Linked DNA regions of Homo sapiens: region 2 is linked to region 1. A link is an interaction called in ENCODE POLR2A ChIA-PET data of the cell type or tissue named here. Cell type or tissue: B cell. All regions are shown on one strand. Links, peaks and the distances in the headings refer to the core of each region. The heading gives the core; the rest is flanking DNA. Region 1 has its middle 37 kb from the start of GLCCI1-DT. Region 2 overlaps GLCCI1 (glucocorticoid induced 1).

Region 1 (5,387 bases), core at 324-5,323:
GGAGGCCTGGTGGAGCTTCAGGGTTTTCACCATGACCCAGTGGAAATGAGGCCACCTCTTCACCCTGGTATCAGTGGAGGCCTCATGTAGAGGAGTTATGAGGCACTTCTACCCCTCCCTGCCAGGAGGGTATCTGTGGAGGCCCAGTGGGAAGAGGAATTCCCGCCCTGCCCAGCAGTAATGGGGAGCTGTCAAAGAGCATGGACTTTGCCTGCCTGGGTCATCTTGGCAACCTTAGTGCCTGGACACTGCCTGGCATATGATAGGGGCTAGTTGCACAGTGTTGCTCCAATCACTCATTCCTTCTGTACATCAATTTCCTCCTCAGAGGAAAATGAGAATGAACATAATAGTGTCTACCTATAGGTTGTTGTGTGGAGTAACTGAATTTATACGTGTAAAGCTCCAAGTGTCCAACACATGAAGTGTCAGCCATTGCTGCTGCTGGTGTTGTCATTTATTCATTCCTCACTGGTTTACATGCCACTTAAATCTAACTTGTGTCACATCCCATGACTTTTGTAGTGTCCTCATTCTTATTTTCTATATATTCTGTAACTGCAATCATATTTCCCTCTTTATGCCCAAGAGATATGGAGAAGTATATTTTTTTATTTTCAAGTGGGTGGGAAATTTTTGTTGAAATGTTTTGTTCTGATTTGTACTTTTATTTGTAGTTTTATTATTCTGTGGTCAGAGAATATGTCTGTGCACTTCATATTTTAAGAGATTTATTGATGTTTTCTTTATAGTCTAGTATATAAGCTATTTAAAAAAATAATTTCTTCAATTAAAATAATTTCTCCCTTTTTCCTCATTGTGAAGGCTTTTATGCTAGGGATATATCTTATAAACATACTTTCCAACACACCAAACTAGACAGTTAAATGAAATAAAAGCTTCAATCATGTTGAGTTAAAATGCTTTATTCCTATTCAATTTGCAGTAAGCACAGATTGCGAAGTTCCCCAGAGGGAGAGAAATGGGAGTAGGTACACTCAGCCTGCAGGTATGATTTGTTATTGTTCTTCTGCCTCTTTTCTCCCTCTAGTTTTCTTCTTGCAAAGAATTCTTTTAATTCCTAATTGTAGCAAATTGTAATTTCCAAAAGTAGTCACAGCAATATTTCTGGTCTCACATGCTCTTCGAGGATCTTGCTACTTCCCATCAAGAAGTGGCGTCTATCCCCTTGTACTAGGGTGGACCTTTATGATTGCCTCAACAAAAAAGGAATAGAGTGGAAGTCATGCTGTGTGACTTCCAAGATGGGTCAACTAGCAGACATGTGAATGAGCCTTCAAATAATCCCAGCCCTCAGCCTTGGAGCGAAGACCAGGGCCAAGCCAGCGCTACAGTGCCCTGTGCGAAATCTGTAATGCACAGACTCAGTGAGCATACTAAATGGTTGTGTTACATCATTGAGTTATGGGGTAATTTATGACTCAGCTACAGTAGCCAGGTCACTAAGGACACCAACTTATCAGAAGATTTCATGTAGAAGGAGGGTGTTATAATGAGAAAACATTAGACTAGGACCTGAGAGACTTGGGTTGTAACTGGATTAGCTCATAACTGGCTATGGGTCCTTGACTAAATCATGTAACCTTTCTGGGTCTTGATATCCACATCTGTCAAAGAAGGTATCTGAACTTTTTAGTCTTCTTCAACTTCTACCATTAAATATCTCAATATAGAATATTTAATATTGTAAATGTTCTTAAATTGGAAATATTCTGTTTCTTAAGATGCTGAATACCTATTTTTCATCAATGCTAGTCTTGATTTTACAGGGCAATCTTATTTCTGTCGTTTCCACATTATTGGAAATAATTTTCCAAAATATTGGTAGTAGAGAATAGAATCATTTTTATCAGCCCAAATTTAGCTCAAAATAAGTTAGAAAGCTGGGTAGGCATTTGATGGAGAACAGAGGGTTCCCCAGTCTCAGTTCATGGTAATACATTAACCACTACTCTGATTTTTACATTGTTCAGTGATTTCTGCCCACTATTTTGGGTGTTCTTTGTTAGTTACCATGTAACAAGCTGCCAGAATAAGTTTACTGAGATTTTACCGTCTCTGTCTAGATCTAGCAGTTGGAGAATTTTAAGTATACTTTCCAAAGCTAAATCTGCTACAGGATAAGCAAGGCTGGTTTCTCATCAGTTGCAATTCTCTGAAAGTTGCATTGTTAGGAGGATTCAGCTATTATTCCACATACTGTATTCCAGAAGCAGCTACAGCAAGTGCTTAATACATGCTTTCCAACACACAATACTCCAAGGTCCCTAGAGTGGGATGACTTGGTACAGCTGCCCCAGGTCAATATTCAGGGGACCTAGCTGTTCTGGCAGCTTGTCAGTGACTCAAGGAGCACCAGCTGTTGCCTGTAACGTGCTTGTACCACCCTTGCCGACAACAGTCTTAACCTGCTTTCCCTTCCTGGACTCACCAGAATCAGTGAGTCTCTATTCCCTTTGTATCATAATGCTCCCCAACACAGAACAAAATTAGCAGGCTACTCTCTGATAGGAATTATGTGCTCCCTGAGAAGCAGTTCTTATTTCCTAAATCTGTTTATGATAGTTGTATTTTATTATAATAATGATGTGATTTCATTAAATATTATATAAATCAATAAAATGTGAAGGCAAAAGAGCTGTTTCTATGAAAACAAGTTGAAAGCATCACAAAGTGTGAGTAATACAGCTGCAAAAAGATTGTGGAAAAAAATCTAGAAGGATGCTGTGCTCAGATTTCTTCCCATTTCTCTATAAGCTCTCACTCTCCTTTAAAGAAATCCATACTTTAAATCTTAGTTAATATGTAGGAGTTGTGCTTTATTCAAGAGTGATGTTCTGTGATGTCCTGTGCTCAAAGAAAAGGCCTTGCTGGCCAGGTCTGGTTACTCAGGCCTGTAATTCCAGCACTTTGGGAGGCTGAAGCAAGAGAATCACTTAATCCCAGGAGTTTGAGGCCAGTCTGGGCAATATAATGAGCCTCATCTCTACAAAAAATTTTAAAAATTAGTCAGATGTGGTGGCATGTGCCTGTAGTCCCAGCTACTTGGGGGGCTAAGTGGGAGGGTCGCTTGAGCCCTGGAGGTCGAGGCTGCAGAGAACTATGATCACACCACTGCACTCCAGCCTGGGTGACAGAGCGAGACCCTGTCCCTGTCTCAATTAAAAAAAAAAAAAAAGAAAGAAAGAAAAGAAAAGGCCTTGCCCCTATGTCAAAGGATTGGAAAACTGATGACATATACATTTTTTTTTTTTCAGTTAAAATGTTTGTGGAAAATCGCATTTTTTGACTTGTTGCTTTAACCTACTTTTTAACAGACCAACTCCTGGTCCCACTCCTGAGGGATAAGTTGGCTTGGACTATACATAAATTTGGCTCATCTCTATTTGCTGTTTCACCGCAACAAATAAAGAGCTGCAGGGATGGCCCTTTCTTGCAGCCAAGCTACACACTGCCTCTTTGTGACTTTGTTTCCATATTGAGCTTACTCTTGACATGAGCTTTGACTTCATCTCCCCAACCCATTCCCCCATTCACCTCTCAAATTAATTCTAAAGGAATGTGATTTATTCCAGGTTCCACAAACCTCACTGGGATAGCTCCATATAAGCTCATTTACCTTGGGAATTCTCCGCTATCTACCCAAATCTAGGAAAGATCCTCTGCTTCTTGCTCCAAGCAATCATGTAGTACAGCACCTGGTACCTTTCCTTCCTTGATTCAAACAATATGTATTGGACACCTACCATGTGTCAGGCTCAGCACCAGGTACTGGGTATGTAGTGGTGACTACAATAGGCTAATTTCTATTGTCAACAACAGCTATAAGTGTATTATCGACAGAAGAGCAAAGTCTTTTTCTCTTTTTTGTTGATAAATTGGTAAACTGACTAGAGAGAATTTCCATCGCACTTTTGCCTTGGGAAACAAATTCTTTATTTGGTTTATGTGCTTATGCATGCATTTATATACATATGTACTTATTTGGGTTTCCTGGGGGAAATTAAATGGGCAAGGGCACGTAATATTTTAGCTTAATCCAGAGATTGGCGATCTTTTTTTTATAAAGAGCCAGAGAGTAAACATTTTTGTTTTGTGGGCCATAGGTCTCTATCACAACTATTAAACTATGCCCTTGTAGCACAAAAGCAGTCATAAACAATACATAATTGAATGAGGGTGGCTGTCTTCTAATTTTCCTTACAAAAATAGACAGGAGCTCTAGTTTGTACACCCCTAGAATCTATCGAAATACCTCAATGGCTCCCCCACTTGCAATTAAACTTGCTCAAGTCCCTCCCCTAAATAAAAATCAAAGAAGCCCACATCACCGCAAAAAGTTGTTTTGTACTCACCAGCTCTCTTTCTCCACTGCTCATTTACCTTCAACTCTAGATAGTCCGACCTCTGCGCTCACCACCTACTAAAATTGTCCTTATCAAGGTCACCGACGATCTCCATGTTGCTAAATCCCTCAGAGACTCCAGTCTTCTCTTTCTTACTCAATCTCTACACAGCTTTCAACACAGCCAGCCACTCACTCCTCCTTCTGGAAATACTCTCCACTCATCTTCTGAAACCTTTCAAGACTGATTTCCTTCCTTCAGCAGGAATACTTGTCAATCATCAAAGGCTCCTTCTCCTCTTCACAAACTACATGATGGAGTTGCTCAGGACTCTGTCCTGGGTTCTATTGCTTCTCTCCCTAGGGGACTTCATCTACTCTATAGCTTTAAATGATATCTTTATGCTGGAAACTCACAAATTTACTTTTTCAGCCCAGATCATTCCCCCATTTCCTTACTCATATATCCAATTGCCCACTTGATATTGCAAGTCTCTCAGATAGATGTCTTAAATGTAAAGTGCTGAGCAAATATGATTGAATAAATACATACATGAGTTTACCTGGTTTCCCAAGCAGAAACCAGAGCCTAATCATTAACTCCTCCCTTTGGCATTCTTTCGCATTACCAAAACGTAAGCCTTCTGTTTCCTAATCATCTCCTGGATATTTCCCTGGCTCTCTATACCTAATTCTTAGGCTGGTATAGCAGCATCTGTTGCTAAAATACTGAAATATGTCCATATTTGTTTTAAAGAACTGCTGGCCTAAGCTCCTGTTGTGCTGGCTCCACCTCTGGGGTCCACGTGCCCCATCCAGCCTGGTCTAGCAGACACCTGAAGACTCTGCTCTAGTGCTAAGGCTTGCATCCATTCTGATGGATCAATGTTTATGCCAAAATAGCTAAGTATTTTAATATTATCCCTGCCTAATACCACAGTGACTAAAATATTCTAGCACTAGGAAATTATCTTTCACCCAGATTCCTGGAAAAGCTATCTGATATAGTTTGGATGTTTGT
Region 2 (5,387 bases), core at 214-5,213, 58 kb before region 1:
AAAGAACAAAGCATCCCTAAAATTATTTTCAAGGCCAAGAAAAAGCTGATTATGGCTATTAATATTATGGAATCTCTACAAAAGGACAATCAAATTATGCCATGTAAAATGTATTTAGATAGGTGTATGCCTATAATTCCTCTAATTCTGAAAAGTAACATCCTTCCTTGGAAAATTATCTGCATTCTTATTTCCTATTTGAATAAAGAACAGCTAAATATAATACAGAAAACACAACAGTCTCCTAGACAAGTGAATAGCCCTTCTCATGATATCTAAACTGAAAAGTAGAATTCCTAATCCAAATATATTTTAACATACAATTTATAAACAAAAGATTCACACACTTAAACACTTTGCTTATGTAATAACTACAAATTAGCTCGTAACTGTCTAGCAATAGGGTGAAGAGTTAAATCCATGGTTAAATGTAGAAGAGATGAAGGGGAAAGGCCTAGGAAAAAGAGTAACTATTTAACCTGAGTAAGGTATGATTTCCAGCCAAGCTAATCTACTGCTGCAAAGCAAATGATAAATAGAAATCTGTACTGAAATATGTCTGGATACCACTGATTTGCTCAATGCAAAATAATGTAGTAAATTAAATATAGCTCACAAGCTGTATTCTCCCCACCCCCACAATGTGTCCCCAAATCCAGCAATGGTGAATATGTTGTTTACTAGGAAACACAACTAGCTACACTTTTCTAGAGTAAACCCAGAATAAACAGACTCAACAGAATGAAGGCTTCAGAAATACGGAAACACAGACGTTAATTCTAGCATTTACTTTCATATATATTGACACCAAAGAATCAAATATGTAGCTGTAAAGCAGTAGCTTATCCAAAATTGAGTGCTTCATAAAGTCGGAAAGGCCAAAAGCAGCAGAAAATATCCTGAAGGAAAATGTCTTACAGAAATCACACTTTTGTAGAGGCCACGAGTAAAACACAACACAGTAAAACACCAGTCTATGTCTGCATACACAGAACACCTTTCACCTCAACAATTCTACAAATATTGTGCATAAAAGATTGCCAGGAAGTTTTGCCAAGGATTGAGAGCAACTGAAGAAATAAAACAACCAGCAGCATAAACAAGTGTAGGGCAAAGTGTCATAACATATTGGAGGATAGCATTATGCTTTATTTTCTAAAATAGCCACAAAACTGGGCATTATTATCTTTGTCAAAAAGAGTCAATTGATATTACCGATTGAACTGTGCTTCAGTCAAAATGGCACTGTCCAGGCGATACAGACTACAGTCACAAAGTTTTAGTGTTTACTGTATTTAATTTTTTTCTCCTCAACAAACAAAGAGCACTGTTCACCCTAAGTGCCCAAGAAATGAGTGAATTAATCTCAGATGATAGTTTTAGATACAGCCTGAATCATTAACAATACCTAGAATAGCTGGGGCATTTGGAATACAAAACTGAATAATACCTCCAGATGTACTGGACTCATCTCAAAGTAGGAGGAAAACAAAACCACACCAAGCCAGATAGCTCCAGTGGATTTTTTCTCTCCTTTCTCTCTCCCTTCACTTCTGATTACATTTTTAAAATCCTTTCTATGTGTTTAGTATTAACAGGTGACAAGAACTGAACTACGCATGTTCGGAGCATTATAAGTAATGTAGCTCACTTATTTCTCATGGAGATCACACACTTGTATCTGTCTCTCTTTTCACCTATATCTCAGCTATTTTACTTTCACTTTAGAATGAGACAGGAGAGGAAAAAAACTAACAATCAAAATATGTTTACCTTGCACTTAAATGATTAATGCAAGACTTATCTACCAGGAGGTATGTTCCTAAAAGGCAAGAATGTTGTCATATTTTCATTTATCTGACACCTAGTATATCTACTTACAAAACAGTTGTTAAACTTGTGGCTATCACAAGTGGTCTCCTTAGCCTTTACTATGAAATAAATATTCAAAAATTTAAAATCGCCTGGCATGTATTCTAGACCTCTTTACCAAAGCAGACTTTTGGGAAGAGCCTCAAGTAGAATAGCTCCATATTTCTCGTTAATATTCTTTATGTGAGGCTCATCTAAAATCACTGTGAATAAAGTACAAGACAGTGAAAAAAACAACTTGAATTCAGGTCCAATTGTCATTCTATTTTCCTCATTTATATAAAAGACCATGATTTCTATGCTCTGACATTTTACAAACACAAAAATAGAACAGGTTGATGGAGTGTCTCTTGCATTGACAGATGCACTGCCAACACAAATTAACCATACTTGCCAATGTGACAGATTAGATAAGGAAAGAGAGGAACTCCCAAGGTTAATTTTCAAGGTGGCTCCAATAGCATCAGCTAGTGGACTACCTTCTTCAAACTCTAAAGTACAGTAAGGGTGGTAATGCTAGCCGCTACAATTTAAAATTATAGCTTTATTTTTATAAAAAATTAGTGCCTTATCACAATAAAAGCCCAATATGTATTTTCTGACTGACAGATTGCTTTTTACTTGATCATTTAGGGATTCAGACTTCATTCATCTCATGGCTCTACCATTCCATTAGGACCTTGGTCAGAGTCCTTTACTAGATTCTCTGCATCCAGTTGGCAGATGAGGGAAAAGAAAGAATGAGGAGGACCACATAAGAATTTTTAAGTTGAACAAGGATGAAAGTGTTCTTTATCATTTAGCCTTATCTAACTGCAGCAGAGGTCAGCAAAGAAAAAAATACAGAACTGCAAAGGGGGCCAGAAATTACAGCCTAGAAGTAGGCACAAGAGGGAGAGAAAAGAGGATTAGGTGAACATATAGGAGTCTACTATAGAAGACTTTTTGTATTATTAATAACTCTATTTGTCTAAATTACTCTTGGAGACAGTCTGTCCAAATTTTAAAGTGACTCTCATTGCATAAGCATCATCATCTGTCACCATAAATAAGATAATCTAACTTAATCACCTACCTTACTCTCCACATTAGGTTCTTAATGACATTTGGTTATTTTCAAAAGTCGTATCTACCCCTAAAAGACAGATTCACTCCAAGAGTATTCTAAATGAAATTCTCCGAAGACATTAAAAAAAAGTACTTCAAAAAGACTAGAAAACATATATAATTCCTCAATGTGACCTCTTTGAATAGGCTTTTAGAGGAGTGCACTGTTTTCCTTAAAGGATGGTCAGGACTCCCATAACTTATTCGAAAGTTCTTAAGATTTGTCAAAGCAAGGTGGTATGTAATTTCACACTGATGATACTAAGTATCTACTAATAACAATACACCTGATAGTAAAAAACAAAACAAAACAAAACAAAACAAAAAACTCTGCTCATCAGCATTAAAACACGTAACACTAGTTGAACTTTCTGGATCCTTTTAACATAGACTTAACCACAAAAACCTTATTGTAAACTGTAAACTCTTATCAACAGAGACTCCAGTGCTGCCTTAGTTCTAGGTTTTGGGATTTGGGGCCATATGGAGATGAAAGACTATATTCTCATATTCCAAACATCATCTTACTGAAAGACTACTACTTACTCTCCCCAAAAAGCATTATGTCCGTCACTCCCATCTCATCTCCAAGAAGACTCCCATTATCTTGGTACTGTTGTTCTCAATTTAATATCATGAGGAAAATAATCTAATTGAACTAATTCATACAAAGATAGTGAGTTTCAAGGATATCTTTTCAGAGATACGCATTTTAAAAAATAAAATGGTGGCTCACTCCTGCAACCCCAGCTCTTTTAAAGGCCAAAGCGGAAGGATAACTTGAGGCCAGAACAGCCTGAACAACACAGTGGAACCCCATTTCTAAAAAAAATAAAAAATAAAAAATAAATTAGCCAGACATGGCGGCATGCACCTGTAGTCCTAGCTACTCGGGAGGCTCAAGTGGAAGGATCGCTTGAGCCCAGGAGTCTGGGGTTACAGTGAACTATGATTATGCCATTACACTCCAGTCTGGGCAACAGAGCGAGACTCTGTCAATCATCAATCAATAAATGACTGTCAACTCAAAAGGATCTCTAAGTAGTAAAATGTCAGGCAATTTGTTAGAGTGAAATAGAAACATTCAAGTAGAGAAATACATTTGGTGGGCAATGAGATCCTGAACAGTCCAGAATTCCTGCCCTCAAGAAACTGACATTTCAGATGAGATGACAAGTGTCTTAAATAGTGACAGTACGATGTAAAGGTGTAAATACAGTGCTTTGAATATTCAAAGAAAGCCACACTTCTCTTTACCTGGAAACGTCAGGAATATTTTGCAGAGAAGCATGATATTGGAAAGCTGTTTGCAAAGAACGGCTAGGGTTTTCAGGCAAAAATCATGTATATTAGAGGCACAAGTATTCCTGACAGGAAAAATATACCCAAAGAAAGTGAGTTCAGTTTGGCAGGAACACAAGGTACACAGTGGAGGATAGTGAGATGAGTCTTTTACCCCTAATTCACCAAGGAACCAACAGAAATCTTTCATTAAAATCAGTTTTTGTGGGGTTTTTTTGTTTTGTTTTTAAAGAAAGACTGTACTTATAGCAGTATAATGATTACATTAAAGATGCAAGACAACTGGCATGGGAAAAGACTTAAGAGGTGACAATTCCAAAAGTCCAAGCAAGAAGTAATAATTAGGACATGGAAAGAATGCAAAAAAACCCCACCATGTTCAGTAGATAATTCTGAGAAGGTAAGACAAGATATAGTGACCAGAAGGATGGGAGAAATGAGTGAGGAGAAAAAGTCAAAGATTATGCTAGTAGGAAGTAAGAACTCAATCCAATGACACTCTAGGTCTGAATATCTCTTAACCATAAAGGCTGGAACCATCATGCCAATAAGTGAAGAAACCAACTCCATTTCTGTACCAAGTCTCTGAGTGTAAATTTAAATCATTCAATACTCTTACCTTCATAACTATGCTTCTAATCATATATTACATATGAATCTTTAAAACACATGACTCAAACTTGCAATTATATAGAGTAAAATTTGTTGAATTTTATTAGTTTTATTCTCAGTAACACAGAAAAATACACTAGGTCACTTTTTCTTTTTTTTCTTTTTTGAGTCAGAGTCTCGCTCTGTCGCCCAGGCTGGAGTGCAGTGGTGTGATCTCGGCTCACTGCAAGCGCCGCCTAGCAGGTTCATGCCATTCTCCTGCCTCAGCCTCCTGAGTAGCTGGGACTACAGGTGCCTGCCACCCCCCCCTCCCCCTGCTCCCGGCTAATTTTTTGTATTTTTAGTAGAGACAGGGTTTCACCGTGTTAGCCAGGATAGTCTTCATCTCCTGACCTCATGATCCGCCTGCCTCAGCCTCCCAGAGTGCTGGGATTACAGGCAGGAGCCACTGTGCCTGGCCACACTAGGTCACTTTTTCAAAGCATGTAAATTGA

Evidence for each region. Peaks named below come from ENCODE experiments on the same cell type or tissue, not always from the same donor. Only the 100,000 strongest peaks of a DNase experiment are listed, where the experiment ranks them.
Region 2: POLR2A ChIA-PET joins it to region 1 with 6 read pairs; 8 of 35 experiments call an interaction of 5 or more read pairs at or near these places.

What each region holds. Positions count from the first base shown.
Region 1 is chr7:7,928,791-7,934,177 of GRCh38, reverse strand. No RefSeq gene overlaps it. Among named protein-coding and RNA genes, the nearest start is that of GLCCI1-DT, 37 kb to the left of the region's middle. In B cell, for the core only: no CTCF peak of the experiment used is centred there; no DNase peak of the experiment used is centred there.
Region 2 is chr7:7,986,197-7,991,583 of GRCh38, reverse strand. All of the region lies in intron 1 of GLCCI1 (glucocorticoid induced 1), which reads right to left. Among named protein-coding and RNA genes, the nearest start is that of GLCCI1, 20 kb to the right of the region's middle. In B cell, for the core only: no CTCF peak of the experiment used is centred there; no DNase peak of the experiment used is centred there; H3K27ac peaks cover 897 bases.